Regions from separate parts of the Homo sapiens genome. Here region 2 is linked to region 1. Evidence: read pairs that join two places in POLR2A ChIA-PET (ENCODE). Cell type or tissue: PC-9. All regions are shown on one strand. Each heading gives the region's core, and the rest is flanking DNA. Links, peaks and the distances in the headings are about the cores only. Region 1 overlaps PAWR (pro-apoptotic WT1 regulator). Region 2 has its middle 110 kb from the start of MIR1252.

Region 1 (8,343 bases), core at 310-8,309:
TTTGTCCCTTCACCCCACCCTGTAATATTGAATGGGTCTGGGATGGATCCCAGGCATTAATATTTTTATAAGTTCCCCATTTGATTCAAATGTGAGTCAGTGATAACAACTGTTGGACTGCAGTCTGGGTATAGAAATGAATAGGACATAAGCCTTGCCCACGAGGTGCTCTCAGGTAATATAAGGAAATGTGAAAAGTAGAGTAGTAAGTATAGCTTAGTGCCTGAGCAGGGTACCTAACCCAGGGAGGAGGAGTGATAGTTGAAGAAAGCTTCCTAGACAGTTACATACTTGTTTCCAGGGGGTTTGTGAAGTTACTGCCATTGAGTAGGGTTGTGTGAATGGGTTAATGGAGATGGGTGCCATAGAAAATGTAATCTTTGAATAGGTAGAGGTGGCACTGAAGTTTTGGTTTAAGTATAAAAGTTAACATATACAGTATTTAAAACTTCTGTTTTAAAATAGTGGTTGGCTAAAGTGGTTTAGCTTTAGTGGTTGGCTAAAGTGCTTTATGTACTGAAGTTCACAGCAATCTCATGTGGTAGTTACACTGTTTATCACTATTTCCAGAGGAGAAAATGAAGACTTAGAGCTTAAATGATTCAAGATCACATAGAAAGTAACTGATAGAGCAATATTTTAAACATTTTTGTGTATTTTGTGTGTATGTATATATCTAGGGAAAGGGGAGTTTTTAAAAATTAACCTACTTTTCATTATTCAGCATATTTCCCTAGATTTTTACATAACTTTTTATTAAAGATTATCTTAAGTAATTTAAACATCTGAATGAGGAAAACAGTAAAGGTATGGAATTGAATAGAATTTCAGGTCAAATTTGTGGACTCAGAGATTGCCTCTGACCCTCTAACCTATAGAGTGGCAAAATTTTGAACACCAGGCTCTCGGCAAAACGTAAATTTATTTTTGGCTAGTGGTCAGAAAATGTGAATCTTTGATTTTACCTAAGTGATATATTGTTTTTCTATCAAGATGGGGTCATGACACCTACTCCATAGTTTGAACTCGTGTTGGTGAAAGGGAAGATAAAGGAGCATTTAACATATAGAAAGCACTTTTAAGTGAACACAGGTTAGGTCATAATTATTTAGTATGTTTATTGAACATTATATATAGGACAAGTTCCACTTAGTAAACTTTATAAATCCAGGTGGATTAAGAAATGCCTTTTGTTATTCCCATTATGCTCCAGACTGTCTACCTTTCTGTGTGATGAGTCAGGAGAGAAACTAATAATGACTCAGAGTTGGAGAAAATTTGATTCGTGAATGGGGTAGATATAGTGTAAACACTGAGACTGTTTAGTGTAAAACCTGGGCTATTAGCCCAGCTTTCCTAAATGTTTGAGCTCACTGGTAAAGTAAATTGAAATTTTAATATTATCAGGATTTGTACTGAGTTGTCTGAGCTGGGATGTCATTTCTCATAAAAATAATAATTACATAATTAAAGTAGATGACATTTATGGTGTGCTTATTAAGTGCCAGGCACTGTTCTAAGCACTTGACATACATTAGTGCATTTAATTCTCACCACAGCCCTATGGGAAAATGGGGAAGAGAAGGTATGTTACTTGCTTCAGGTCATACATGTAGTGAGAAGTAGATTAGAGATAGTTTGCACTCACAGTCTTGTGCGTAATAAACCATCTTACTACACTTCAGTGTATTACATACTGTATACCTAGTTTAAGAAATACAAAGAATATTTTAGTGTTAAATTGTTAGTATATGACTATGGAATTTAAAAATAGCCCTATTTATAGAACATAGATGAAGTGAGACTTTAATGGAAAATTTTGAGAACAAATGAATATATAAACACTGGCATTAAAATTCTTATTTAAAATCATTATCAAGCTAGTGGCCTGTTTATACTATTTTCTTTGTTTTTTTCTTTCTTTCTTTTTTTTTTGAGGTGGAGTCTTGCTCTGTTGCCCAGGCTGGAGTACAGTGGCATGTGGTGTGATCTCAGCTCACTGCAGCCTCCACCTCCCGGGTTCAAGCAATTCTCCTGCGTCAGTCTCCCAAGTAGCTGGGACTGCAGGTGTGCACCACCATGCCTGGCTAATTTTTGTATTTTTAGTAGAGATGGTGTTTCGCCATGTTGGCCAGGCTGCTCTCAAACTTCCAGCCTCAAGTGATCTACCCGCCTCAGCCTCCCAAAGTGCTTGGATTACAGGTGGGAGCTACCGTACCAAGCCTATCTATGCTATTTATTATTTCTGCATTTTTTTTTTAGCACCTATGATGTGTGCCAGAAAATAATTATGCCATTTAATAGCAAGGTTGATATAATGTTTTATAAGTATAAAATTATTGGCAAATATTAGGGTTTGACATTTTCTCTGTGCTTTTTTTCCTTTTTTAAAAATTGAGATATAATTCACATACAATAAAATTTACCCTTTTAAAGTGTACAGTTCAGTGGTTTTTTAGTATTCACACGGTGTGCTCTTAAGTGCTTTTATATTTTCATCTTTATTTTTCATTATGTTCTTAGAACCTCTGGTCCCTAAATTTTAGCTTTCCTTTCAGTAAAGTGATATGGTATTCAAATTATGAGAAGCCATTAACTTAAAATAATTTAATATCAGCCTTTCCCACTTTACAGAGAAAATGAAATTATGGTAGGATCTCCTCAATTTTAAGTTTCTTAAAACTTGGGCACCTACTACCATTTGTTTGCAGTGGAGTTTAGTATAATAGGTATTTATTAGGTTTGTGCAAAAGTAATCACAGTTTTTGCCATTGAAAGTAATGGCACCAGCCTAATAGTTGGATTACTTTTGCAAAAACCTAACAATTTAACTGAGTGTAATACTTTCACCTTAATAAAACTTTTACATATCTTTCATGGAGATCTGCAAAGCTCTGTCATCTAAACATTTGGGAACATTGATTCAGAGTTAAAAAAAAAAAAAAAAGGAGTTTCCACTGCTTACCACTTTAGTTACAGTACTAGAATCAGTGTCCTAAAAGATGTTTCTGGGGGGACCATCTCTACCAGTATCACTTTTGCCATTTATTTAAAATCAGATTTCTGGAATCCACCCCAGTCTGGGTTAGGGATGTTATCTGAGAGTCTGCATTTTAACTTGAGTGATTTTGGTACACACTAAAGTTTGGGAAGAACTAACTTAAATACCCTGTACTAGTTTACTGATCCGTCAAATGAAATGAATGCTGGTTATCTAACAGGATTGTTACATGAATTAAATAAAATGATGTTTGTGAAAATGTTATAAAAATGCCCAAATCAGAAATTGTAGTTACTGTATAGGTTAATTTCCTATGAGGTTGTTAAACATTTTCATTTTTTTCTTCCAATTTAAAACTGTGCATATTTTAACAGACAGGTTGAGCTACTTGGAAATTCAAAGTACTTTAAACATTTATGTAATGTCACATACTTAGTGCAAAATGCTCTGTCTGCTTTGCCTCTTTTCCAGAATTTAGACAAGTCTAGACTACAGAAACACCTCAAATAGTTAATGCGTAATTAGAACTTTACTTTCACTCATTTTTAATTTTTACATATCTTTAAGTGAAAGCATATACTTGTGTTTATAAATGTATTTGATAATTAGCAACTCAAACTTTTAAAGCATTGTGTTTGCCATCTTATCAAACTACTATCAAGTGCAAACATTTTTCCCATTGATTACAAATCTTACATGTTAGACCTATAGGCATCCTTGACTGGCAATTGATTTTGAACATATTTGGTTAACTGCTGAGTCAACTTTCTGTTTAGATCTTAGGCAAATGTGTTATAGCCATATACCTACATGTATAGAATTGAGCCTCAGCCACCTGTTACATTCTCCTTAGGCTATGTAAAAATACACAGGGCACCATGGCTGAACGACATTGTAGGAATATTTAAATTCTAAAAGCAGCAAAATCACACACTTCAAAGGTAAAAAGAGCTCCAGCAAGTTCAAATCTTAGCATGTCAGTTGACTAGTAAAATGTTTATTCTGTGATAGTTTTTGGAGATTTTGTCCAGCAAAATTTTGTGGGTCACAGTGTATTTTTCAATGATAGTCTCATTTATTTTAAGTAGTTGAAGAAATAGGGCAGTTGTATTCTGAAAATTAATATTTTGTTAGGTTTTGCTGAAGTGAACAGATAGGAGAGAATTTATATTGTGGATTACAATTCTGTGGCAGCTGAAACTTTGTTTTCAGGCTCTTCATAATAAATTCTGTGGGGCCAGGTGCCATAGCTCACACCTCTAATGCTACCACTTTGAGAAGCTAAGGTGGGAGAATCAATTGAGCCCAGGAGGTCGAGCCTGCAGTGAGCCGTGACTGCTCAACTGCACTACAGCCTGGGTGACAAAGTGAGACCCTGGCTCAGAAAAACTCAAACAAAACAAAACTCTAGGGGGACTAAGAGAATAGGATAAATAAACATAATAATATACAGTTTGAAATACAGAACTGAAACAGATGAAATTAACTTAAAAAGACATCTTTCAGACTAAGCTTATCTATGGTCATGTAAGCAAACTACTTAATATTTTAGAATTTGCAGGTTACATAAAGTATCAATTGATTTTCTATTATTTTGGAGTTTTTTCCAGAATATTTTTAGTAGTATTTAAAAAGAATGTAAATCTCAGAACAGAGTTAACATTCAGAAGATGGTGCTTGAGGAATAGGAATAAAAAGTACGATTGTATTAGCTGAAATAATCAAAGAAGTTACTTTTAGGTTTCAAATTCTTGAAAGACTTCTCCATATCCTATAATGTAAGCAAAAGTTGATGCAAATCAAATTTATGTAATCCTAATTTTTTTCTGCTAGTAGAAGTAATGTGTTAAAAAAAAGGCAGTGTGTTCACTGTAGTTCTCTCATGGAAATAAATCCAAGGAAAGGTAGAAAAACCTGTTATCTTATACATATTAATATTTGTGTTTCTATTCTTATTTTTTTGAATCTACTTGAGAAATGGAACCACACTATTGATTTGTGTGTATACTTAACCACTCATCATGAGTATTTTTATGATGTTATTCTATAACTTCAAAAATAGGGGTGGATGTGTATGTATCTTTTGTTGTATGTTTTTTAGAGACAGGGATCTTGCTTGTTCCCCAGGCTGCAGTACTATGGTGTGATGACTCAGCCTCAAACTCCTGGGCTCAAGTGATCCTCTTGCCTCAGCCTACCAAGCAGCTGAGAGTACAGGCATGAGCCACCATGTCCAGTTGGATGCATGTGTTTTGTGCTGTTTGATATTAAAATACTTAACCATTACTTCATTGGGAAAGGACCTTACTGCTTATCTGCCTTATTATGTGGCTTTTTGATTAGCCCATAAATAGTCTTAGATAAATAGCCCTTTCCTTTCCTTTCCTCCCCTCCCCTCCCCTCCCCACCCCTCCCCTCCCCTCCCTTCTTCTCCTTTTTTCTGAGACAGGATCTCTGTCACCCAGGCTCAGTGCAGTGGCACGATCATGGCTCACTGCAGACTCAACCTCCTGAGTTCAAGAGATCCTCCCACGTGAGCCTCCTGAGTAGCTGGGACTGCAGGCTTGCACCACCACATTGGGCTAATTTTTTAATTTGTTTGTAGAGATGGGGTCTCAGTATGTTGCTGGTCTTGAACTCCTACACGCAAATGCTTCTCTCACCTTGGCCTCTCAAAGTGTTGTTGGGATTACAGGTGTGAGCCACTCCACCTGGTCTATTTTTTTCTTTTCATATATTGTGTTTCCTGAAACATTGCTCAGGAAAAGTGTTTGTGCCATTGAAAGAGTCTCATAGGTTCAGATAATTGTGAAGGATGACCAGAGGTTTTTTCTTTTTTTAAACCTCTATAACCTTTGATTTCACTGGGAAGTTGGTGGTTGGAGCTGGAGTAATTATAAATGTATGTATGCTGTAGCTGAAATAAGTTCCTGAAACTCATCATGGTATGCAAAATTGTGCAGTAAAAACTGTAGGGCATATGTGAAAATGGAGTTTGGGGCATAACACTCAAAAACTTTGTCAATGGCATTTAAAAAGATAGAAACCTAATAAAAACTAGCAGTTTCACACATGTTAAATGCTTAATAAGTACATAAATACTACAACAAATATGACACTTTACTTTGAAAAATACCTAAACTTTTTGAAAAGTGTTAGAAGGATCCCAGCTTGTGAATTACTGTAAAATGGTAGGAGGAAGGTTATCTGAAATTGGAGTGAGAGTGTTACACCAGATGTGGATGGGTGTAGCTCATAACGTATGCAGTGAACTGACGTAACTGGCAGATGTTTGAGGTGTGTATGCATATATTTCTACGTGACTGGGTTGCAGTTATCTGTGCCTGCTGAGCATTTCTTGCATTTGAACATAAGCAAACACAAAATTAGTGTTATTCTCAACTTGTTCCCTAACATGTGTTCATATCAGTGGCATTGGGACAAATCCATGTTTTTCTAAACAAATGTTATAGTGCGTATATGTCTACCCATGCATAGATATCTGTATCCCCATCAATCTGTCTAAAATATGTAAAACGTTGTAAAAACATAGAAAACAATGGCTTGGGAAGATCAATCCAAGTAATGACATAGAGGAAAGGTATAGGAAGCAGAGAAATGGGAGTACTCATATAAGAGTATACTAATAATGATCGCTAGGGCAATAGTGGTAGAAAAGGAAAGAAAGAATAGATTTCAGAGATATTTCATTGGCATTAAAAATTACATAACTGGATGTTTTGAGCTGGAAAAGTGTTTAGAGATCATCTAGCCCATTACAAAAAACAAAACATTAATGTAGTCTTTCCAGAAAGCTTTTACCTCAAAACTTAAGTTGCATTTCAACCTCAACCTTTTTCCTCTAGCTGAGTCTAGCATATCCCCCACTGCTCCTGGCCCCACCAGGCTAATACTACTGCCGTATCAGGGATTTTATTTTATTACCTCTTACTTAAATACTCAGCCTCTACCTCCTGGTTCATCTTGTCATGCAGAAATGTTCCCTTAATTTTGCTTTACCTTCAGCTTACTGTTTTTTCTCCATAATTGGTCAGTTTCTTAAAGGCAACATTTTCACCTGCTGACTGTTCATTTCTTACTACAGTACTGAAATTCATCTCTCTAAGGTTGCCTGTGACCTTTTTTTTGTACCAGTGTCACCAAACTTGTGACCTCTTAATTGCCGAATGTGACAGCTTCTTTCATTCCATTTGTCCTCTCTGTAGCATTTGCCCTGTCACTCCTCTCATATGCTGCAGCATTTTTTATAGATTCTTTTATAAGAATCTATATGTAAATGTTTCTTCAGAAACATATGAATGCCTGTTGTGTGCCCCAGGCTCAGTGCTGTGTGATAGAAAATATTCACCAGTCTTTAAGGAACTTCTAATCTTTCAGGGAAAGAGATAAATAATTAGAGGTTAGTATAATAACAACTATGATGGAGAAAAGAGCAAAGTACTGAACTAGCACAGAAAAGGGGGCCATGGGCCGGGCACAGTGGCTTTCACCTGTTATCTCAGCAGATTGGGAGACTTAGGCAGGAGGATTGCTTGAGCCCAGGAATTTTAGGCTGCCGTTAGCTATGATAATGCCACTGCACTTCAGCCTGGGTGACAGAGTGAGACCTTGTCTCTAACCACCATCCTGTGCCTCCCACCCCCGCCAAAAAAAAAAAAAAAATACCCTAAAGGGAGCCATTAATTAAGGAAGTCAATAAAGGCTTTACATAACATGAGGTGGTATTATGCTTTAGGTCTCAGTTGGTAAGAAAGATTCTCCAAGTGAAGAGGGGAACAGGGTAACATTTCAGGTAGAGCAAATAGCACGTGCAAAGGCACAGAACTGGGAAGTAATAGAAATAATAACTTTATATTGCATGCCTGCTGTATGTCCAGAACTGCACAGAAGGCTTTCCATGGGTTACATCTAATCTTCACATTAACTCATGAGGTAGGTTTTTATTTTTATCATTTTACAAGATGAGGAAGTTGAGCCTCAAAGAAGTTATGACTTGCCCAAAGGCCATCCTGGCAGAACTTGGCTTTGACTCCAGATCTGTTTGGGTGCCAGTGCCCACACATTGGTTATCATTGTTGGAAATAAGCAGGATATGTTCTAACAGAGGAAATGGTGATGTTCAGAAAATTCATGATGGGGAGTGAATGGAGAACAGTTAAAGAGGATTGATATGGACCAATTGTGTTGGATTTTAATGCCATGCCAAAGAATTCAGACTTTATTCTGCTGTTCAGTATTGTTGACTGGGTACTTCCTTCCTCTGTCCATATCTGTTTATGCAACAACTCTCACAGGTTTTGGAAAGAAAACAGTTTTGTCTG
Region 2 (8,343 bases), core at 224-8,223, 150 kb after region 1:
TGGAATTTTTGATCTTAACACTGCCAGTTGGGCTGGCCAAGGTGCTGTGCTTGTGGTTTTGCTTTACACTTGGTCCTAGCCCTATAACATAGTAAGGAATAGGGATAAGATTTCTGCAATTAGTTATCATGCAAAGTAATTGGTCTAGGCCTTTTTTAAAAGGTTTAGCTCCTGGCCATGAGAAGAATGGTACTTCCTCCTATGGCATTTAAAGTCTGTCTACTCAGATACCTTTTTCTTTCCAGGCCTTCTTTTCCATGTGCTAAAATAATATCTACTGCCTTATAGTAAGCCCACTCCAAAGTTCAGCGAAAGAGAGGGAGCATCTCTTCTTTATGTCTCCAGTTTAGGAGTGAGAAAACTTTCTCAGAAAACTTCCCACTTCCTTCTGTGTCTCATTAACCAAGACTGAATCATATGTTCACTTTTGAAGCCAATGGCCAGTCAAGGGAATAGGATTCTCATTGGTGGATTATACTGTCCGCAGGGAGTGGAATGAATATTGGAAAGTCAACTTTTATGAACACTACACGTTGCTTACCTCTCTCATAGCACTTTTCACACCATTTTGTAGTGTTCTCTTTATTTTTCTCTTTTCTGTAATAGGTTAAGGATCCTGTCTTATTTATTTATTTTTTCTCTCCAGGTCCACCAGGAGTTTATAATATGATTAGCAATATAATATCAATTCAGATATGAAATACACACACACACACACACACACACACACACACACACACACACACACACACATACACTTTAAGTAGATGCATTTACATGCTGCATTGTGTCTTTGAATTGGGGTGCCCTAACTGAATCAGCAATATAAAAGGTCATGATAGCAAAGTCCACTGGAAATGCCTTTCCACTGAAAAACTACAGTGACAGTAGTTTTTCCAGTCTTTTCAGATCCCCTAAAGTCTGATATGCCTCCATCTATGTCGTCCTATAGCTCCATATTCACATGATTTTTGGTCAATCCTCCTTGGATGCAGTCATGTTTATGAGGGTTTTCGTATAGTCAAAAGATCTTTACAAGTCTCTTATTCTCTTTATTCTCTGTTTCCTTGAAGGTACTTAGAGCTGCAGTAAAACAGGTATTTGAAGGTCTCCTGTGGTACAGCACCATCATTTGAACAGTTTTGTCAGGCATTATTGGTCAAAATGGTTGGCTAGAACATAAAATAAATGGAGAGAGACCATACTGGAATAAACAAGATACTTAGGGCAGCATAGTAGAGTGCTCAGTGGCTGACAGAGTATAAAACAGTCTACTGCACTCATGGCAAAACAGAAAATCTATATCTACCAATGAAAGGAAAAATGCATATGAACAATGATTTATAAAACATTTTTGGAAAATAATTCAGACAAATAAGCTTAAAAGGAATAGATGCTACATAGAATGATATTAGATAAGGGCTGGGCGCAGTGGCTCACACCTGTAACCCCAACACTTTGGGAGGCCGAGGTGGGTGGATCACCTGAGGTCAGGAGTTTGAGAGCAGCCTGACTGACATGGTAAAACCCCTTCACTACTAAAAATACAAAATTAGCCAGGCGTGGTGGTGGATGCTTGTAATCCCAACTACTTGGGAGGCTGAGGCAGGAGAATTACTTGAACCCAGGAGGCAGAGGTTGCAGTGAGCTAAGATCATGCCACTGCACTCCAGCCTAGGCAATAGACTGAAACTCCATCTCAAAAAAAGAAAACAACAATGACAACGATGTGCTGTACTACCATTTATTATATGCTAATATAGCAAATGGTAGCATAGTAAACTAGTTTGGGATGTCTATCAGCCCATATCTTCTTTTTCAGATGTGAATCAATAGCCCCTGCTGAAAGGATAGGTTTAGGTGGCTAGGTGTGTACCATGGAACCCACATCTCTGGCCCCACAGATTGCACCAGGAATGTGAATACCTGACCTAAGCTGAACAAGTTATATTTTCTTTCTCAGTTTCCTTAATGACCCCAAAACTGTATTTAGATAGTGTTGAGTTGGGCCTAGTGCCTCAAATGGGCTTTAGTTACAATTAAATTTGGCTTTGAGGGGCAGAAAGCAAAAATTACAATGCCTAAGCAAGATGGTAACTTATTTTTCTCTGATGTAAATATAGGCAGTCCTGAAGGCTCATCTGGCTAGCCATTTCATGATCATCAGGGACTCAGACCCCTTCTGTCTTATTGCTCTACCATTTTCAACATGTGGCTTTTACCCAGTCGCAGGCTGGTAAACTGGCCCTCTGGGGGGGAAAATGGCATAATTTGTAGCATTTGCCTGATTTTCATGGTGGAAATACTCCCACCATGGCCAATTTCAAGCTACAATGGTTTAACAACCAGCTTGCAGAATTCCTCAATGTTTAATCATCTGCTCTCCCAAGCTCATATAAGCCAGATCTAGCACACCTCTGTTTCTCTGTCATGGTCCAAAATGGCTGCCCTCGCTCCAGACATTAGAATTGCATTTCAATCAATAGAATGGAAGAAATTGGAAGAAAAGATCAAACTCCTTCCCTTTTTAGGATATCTTCTGGGAAGTGTGCACAGCTCTTCCACTTAAATCTCATTGGTGAGAATTTTAACACATGTCCACACCTAGATGAGAAATGTATTCTTTATTCTGGGCCACCATTCACCACCTATTTGGGTGTTCTCTTAATAAAGAAGCAGAGGAGATTAAATTTTGGTGAAAATTAGTAATCTCTGTCACTAATAATAACACTAGTTCCATATAAAAGCCCAAGTTAGTGAGGAACCAGAAGATCCAGTTAAAAAGAAGTTAGTTTTCAGAGTGAGATGAATTGGAGTGGATTACAGCAGAAATCCTAAATATGCAGCTTCAGATAGAGAAAAGATCAGTGCCTATTATCTAAATTTTAGTGTGACCATTGATAACACCCCCTTTTTCATCTCCTGAGTTCCAAACCAATTGAGGGACAGATAATTAAGTCAGGCACATGGAAATAAAAGTGTCACCTAAGCCATTTGGAGGACAACTTTTTTTTTTTTTTTTTGAGATGGAGTCTCGCTCTGTCACCAGGCTGGAGTGCAGTGGCCCAATCTCAGTTCACTGTAACCTCTGCCTTGCGGGTTCAAGCGATTCTCCTGCCTCAGCTTCCTGAGTAGCTGGGCCTACAGGCACATGCCACCACGGCCAGCTAATTTTTGTATTTTTAGGAGAGATGAGGTTTCACCATGTTGGCCAGCATGGTCTATCTCTTGACCTTGTGATCCGCCTGCCTTGGCCTCACAAAGTGCTGGGATTACAGGCATGAGCCACCACACCCAACCAGGAGGACAACTTTAATCTTGCAGTATCAAGGGGCTTACCAACTTCACTGCAGAAATAAACTTATCTACCTAATCAAAGGCAGACTTGGAAAACTGCAGTGCTGCCCACCGTCCCATCCTGGTTTTTCCCTGCTGTGGGGACCTGCCCTTGAACGCCCCATTCAGAAGATTCCCAAGGAGAAGAAAGGAAAGGGCTGCACAAAGCATGTGTAGTTTCTTCCTTCAAACTCACCAGTCAGATAATTGATTAAGATTGATTGAGGGTTAAGGAGAGAGGCCAGTATATGTCTATTCATATTGCAACATGAGGAGTAAGTGCTCTTATCTAATACTTAAGACTTTCAAACCTGTTGAGGTTTAGCTCATTATCCTGCAATTGGATTATGGGAAATCCATCCGAATCCTTACCACTATCTACACTTATTTAAGCTAACACAGATGGGTTCTTTTACAACGAAACAGTCCCTAAGACAGAAATGTAATTAACAGCTACATTGTGTGAGTCAGAGACTTAAATGTTGTGGGAGTTCATAAGACAGTTATAAGAAAGGGTTGGAGCAGACAAAGGATTTTTTATGTAAGTGGTGGAATGTAAGCTTAAATCTTAATGTCTGGGCAGGATTTTTGATAGGTGGAGGGAATGCAAAGTGTTACGGTCGAGGGGAACTTCATGGATGAAATGGGAATGAGGGAAATGGACATGGCATGGTCAAGGCATGGAGAGGAGACTACAAAGTCTAACTGAGATGCCTGTTGAAGAGCAGTGGAAAATCAAGTTAGGCAACTTGGGAGCAAGATTATGTACAACTGTAACAGAGGAGTATGTAGTTGATGGGGAAGGAAATTGGGAGTCATTGCAAAAATGTGGTGTTTTTCACAGATATTCTGGAGAAAGTATTATTCCCTGAACTTAATAGTTGTACAGAGCACAGATTCCCTTTTTTGCTTAAACCAGTTAAACTATATATCCCTGACTAATACATTTCACTTATAGGGTATAGGGAAGTAATTCTCAAACTTCTACATGCACTATAATAAATTGGAGGATTTGTTAAAATACAGATGCTGGGCCCTACTACCGCAGCTTCCAATGCAGTAGATCTGGGATGGGACTCAAGAATTTTTTTTTTTTTTTGGTTGGGCACAGTGGCTTACGCCTGTAATCCCAACACTTTGCGAGGCTGAGGTGGGAAGATCACTTGAAGCCAGGAGTTTGAAACCAGACTGCACAAAAAAGTGAGACTCTGTCTCATAAATAAATGAGTAAATAAAATGAAAAAGAATTTTTACTTTTAGGAAGGCCCAGGTGATGTTAATGCTGCTGGGATTATACTTTGAGAGTCAGTAAGATGAATGCTGGCCTAGGATGAATCATTTTGAGTTTTGAATAAGTGAATGAATGAAAATGAATTCCCTAAATCATAAAATGAGAAATCAGATGAAATGGCCTCTGAGGTCTTTTTGAGTCTATGCTCCTGTGATTCTAAACTACAGAATACCCCATTCACATTTTTTTCATATAATGAAATCTCAGTGTTTACTAAGATTGCTTTCATCTTTTGTTACTGCATTCATTTTACATGAGAGGCTCATATCATTCCGTAAGTGGGAATCTCAAGGCAGGTGTTTGGACTTCAGATGTTTTCTTGAGAGAGAAGGACCTCTTAACACGGGTCCTCCATGCTTCTGCACTCAAGAAAATAAAAAAGGAAAAAAGAAAAGCAGCAGTGAATTCCAATCTTGCCCATACTGCTTTAAAAGGTTAAAAGTGAGAGGATGAGACTTTCTAAAGGAAAAGTGTGGTTGACTCCCTACCTGAAGCTTTGGAGAGCATTTACCCAAACTGTTAACATTTCAGCCTTAAGAAAATATTTACCCAATTCATAATTGTCCAAAACAATCAGCTGGATATCTGGCCAAAGGAGTCAAGGCTTCCTGGTGAGCTCAAACTTTCGTCACGGATGACCGGGCAGGCTGATTTAGCCACAGGGGGAGGGATATTTGTCAACACTTGGAGCAGAGCTCTCCTTACTCTAACAGGCCTGCATACTGTTAGCTGAGTAAAGGCTGGTCTATGGTCGGGCGCGGTGGCTCACGCCTGTAATCCCAGCACTTTGGGAGGCCGAGGCGGGCGGATCACGAGGTCAGGAGATCGAGACCATCCTGGCTAATAAGGTGAAACGCCGTCTCTACTAAAAATACAGAAAATTAGCTGGGCATGGTGGTGGTTGCCTGTAGTCCCAGCTACTCGGGAGCCTGAGGCAGGAGAATGGTGTGAACCCGGGAGGCGGAGCTGGCAGTGAGCCGAGATCGTGCCACTGCACTCCAGCCTGGGCAACAGAGCCAGACTCCATCTCAAAAAAAAAAAAAAAAAAAGTCTGGTCTAAGCAGCTGCTGTCAGCCATACGGGGAACTATGGTCCGATTGGGGGATTTGATGAATTTCATTTTGACTGATCTTATGTTATTTGCATACATTTCTGTCTAAACCCATTATATTGTAAACTGCTTTGAGGTTGGGCTGTACCTTACTCATCATTGTATTCCACACAGTGAATATCCATCAATAATATTCTCAATACATATTTATGTCCTAAAACTGAACACTGATAGTTGTAAGCAGAGTTCGTAATACTTAAGGTCAGAATCTTCTGGAGGGGGAAGAGAGGTGAATTAGAGTCCATGCTACTAATATAATGCTTTTCAGTTCACCTTAGCTTGCTCATTTTGATCCCATTGCTTAAAATGTCCTTTAACCACAACCACTGACAAATTCTTATTCATTCTTGGAAACCAAGCTCAATTATTGCCTCCTCTGTAAAACTTAACCTTTTTTTGTACTAATTCTGTCCTTTAAATATCCTTGCAATTATTTCATAAATGAAAATTAATTGTTTACTTGTCTGAATTATGAACGACTTGAGAGAAGAGTCTGGTTTTGAAGTTTTTAACTGAATTGACAACCACAGTGTAGACAAAGCAGACAGCTGCTGTGTGGTACCATTTTACAGGTTCAGGTAAAACTCCCCTATCATCTCCCTACCTGTTCTCTTTTTCTGGAAAACATACTATAATTCAGAGCTCTGATTCCTGTTCGTTTCCTTAGCTCCTTGAGAAAGGTCATCCTTGAAGCTTCTAGCGAACATTTATTTTAATGCTAGGGAGTTCTGATTTCTTGCACAGAGGATGTTTTGATAGGAAAAGAACTTGAGCAACAGGAGCATGGGGGAGAGTGGAGATGAGGGTTTATCTTGCTTGAGTCACCAAAGATAAACTTTGCCTAGTTTCTAATTTCACCAACAGCTGAAGCCTTCTAATGGGTTAGTCCAATGAAAGACCCAGTAGTACATAGTGGAGCTCATTCTACCCACTGAAGCTAGGGAAGGAAAGAATTCTACTATTTCCATCAGTCATTTGTTGAAACTGGGTCTGAAATGGTTTTAAAGTCTTCAGCGGTAAACCAGTAGAAGCTGCGTAGCTCTTTGTTTGAGTGTTGCTGTGTTACTAGAAATCAGACTATGCTTTGGTGCCTTGAAGACCCAAAATTGCAATGTATGAAATCCTAAGAAATGTTAAAAATATTTCTGAGCCTTTTGGGAAGAGATTATTAACTTATCTCTGCACCTGATCTCCTGGAAACTGAGCCAGTTGGACATTGATTAGGTCTTGATTTAGTGTCACTCGTAATGATTGACAGTTTTATGAAGGATCTTTTTTCCTAGGCAAAGGTCAAGGGATGCAAGTCAATGGAAAACATTTCTTTTCAGAAAAGAGAGTGCTGCCTCTGCTAGTTTCCATAGCTGCATCTCTATGTATCTACACATAGGGAATTATTTGCTTTAAATTGTCTCATTTCTGGATCTGACTAGAATGAATTTTGTGTTTTGTATTTGTGATTTTTATACATGTCAGAGTGTTTACTGACAGAGATGCAATAGTTAAAAGCGAAAATTGCTGAACAGCTTCAAGCGTGCTATGGAAATAAGAGGCGGGAAGATGGGAAAGACAGCATGTAAATAATCAAATATTTATTGGCCCCTGATTCATAATTAATTTTTAGAAATACCATATCCAATCTAGATAAGAATAAAATACTCTTTATCATTCTGATATTTTGTGCATATGTTTTTACAGATTATAATCTCTTATACACACTTTCCCAAATTTTCTCACTGGTCACTTAGGTAACATACCTATATTCTATTGCCTGTCTCCCTTGTTTTTCCACACAGTGGAGCTGTAACTGCACTAAGATGGAGCAAACAGATTTCCAAAGATTAAGATTCAGTAAATTATAGTGAGAATTGACAAGAAGTTTCTGTTTATCCATTGACCAGAGAAGGGAAATAATTCATCAAGTTTAGTTTGAAGGTCTCAGGATGTTGAAATCAGACTTTTACATCTTAATCCAGTGAGAATGAAAAATGAACTACTTATAGTGTCTGCCCATGACAAGTCATTTCTTTGCTTAGGGATGCAAATCGTATCACACAGTGGTCTGAAATATTCCTTTCAAAGAGATAAGCTGTTTGTTTTTCAAAATGGAGCTTCCAGGTGTGCTAATTCTGAACACGAAGCTTTGTTATTTGGAGAAGAATATCCTTTTATGGTGGTACTAGGTTAGTTGGCAAATATTTACTAATGCATACTTTGTGCTAGGAACTGTTGTGTTCATGAGGACAGAGAAAAGAACAACACAGATGACTCCTTGTCTGTACATAGCTTCCACTTTAGTGGGAGGAGACAAATGATAAAAGTGCAGCCATGAGAAGATAAGATAAAGTGATGCATTACAGATTGACTAAATTGGTTAAGGAAGATCTCTCAGAAGAGGCCAGGCGCGGTGGCTCACACCTGTAATCCCAGCACTTTGGGAGGCCGAGGCACATGGATCATGAGGTCAGGAGTTCAAGATCAGCCTGGCCAAGATGGTGAAACCCCGTCTCTACTAAAAATACAAAAAATTAGCTGGGCGTGATGGTGGGCGCCTGTAATCCCAGCTACTCGGGAGGCTGATGCAGAGAATGGCTTGAACCTGGGAGGT

Evidence for each region. ChIA-PET counts read pairs that join two places held together with the same protein. Peaks named below come from ENCODE experiments on the same cell type or tissue, not always from the same donor. Only the 100,000 strongest peaks of a DNase experiment are listed, where the experiment ranks them.
Region 2: POLR2A ChIA-PET joins it to region 1 with 10 read pairs; 14 of 35 experiments call an interaction of 5 or more read pairs at or near these places.

What each region holds. Positions count from the first base shown.
Region 1 is chr12:79,678,210-79,686,552 of GRCh38, reverse strand. The region is part of intron 2 of PAWR (pro-apoptotic WT1 regulator); the gene reads left to right. Among named protein-coding and RNA genes, the nearest start is that of PPP1R12A-AS2, 7.7 kb to the left of the region's middle. In PC-9, for the core only: no CTCF peak of the experiment used is centred there; a DNase peak (open chromatin) is centred at 1,242; H3K4me3 peaks cover 1,737 bases; H3K27ac peaks cover 1,770 bases.
Region 2 is chr12:79,529,963-79,538,305 of GRCh38, reverse strand. No RefSeq gene overlaps it. Among named protein-coding and RNA genes, the nearest start is that of MIR1252, 110 kb to the right of the region's middle. RefSeq lists an enhancer at 4,967-5,467. In PC-9, for the core only: no CTCF peak of the experiment used is centred there; a DNase peak (open chromatin) is centred at 5,215.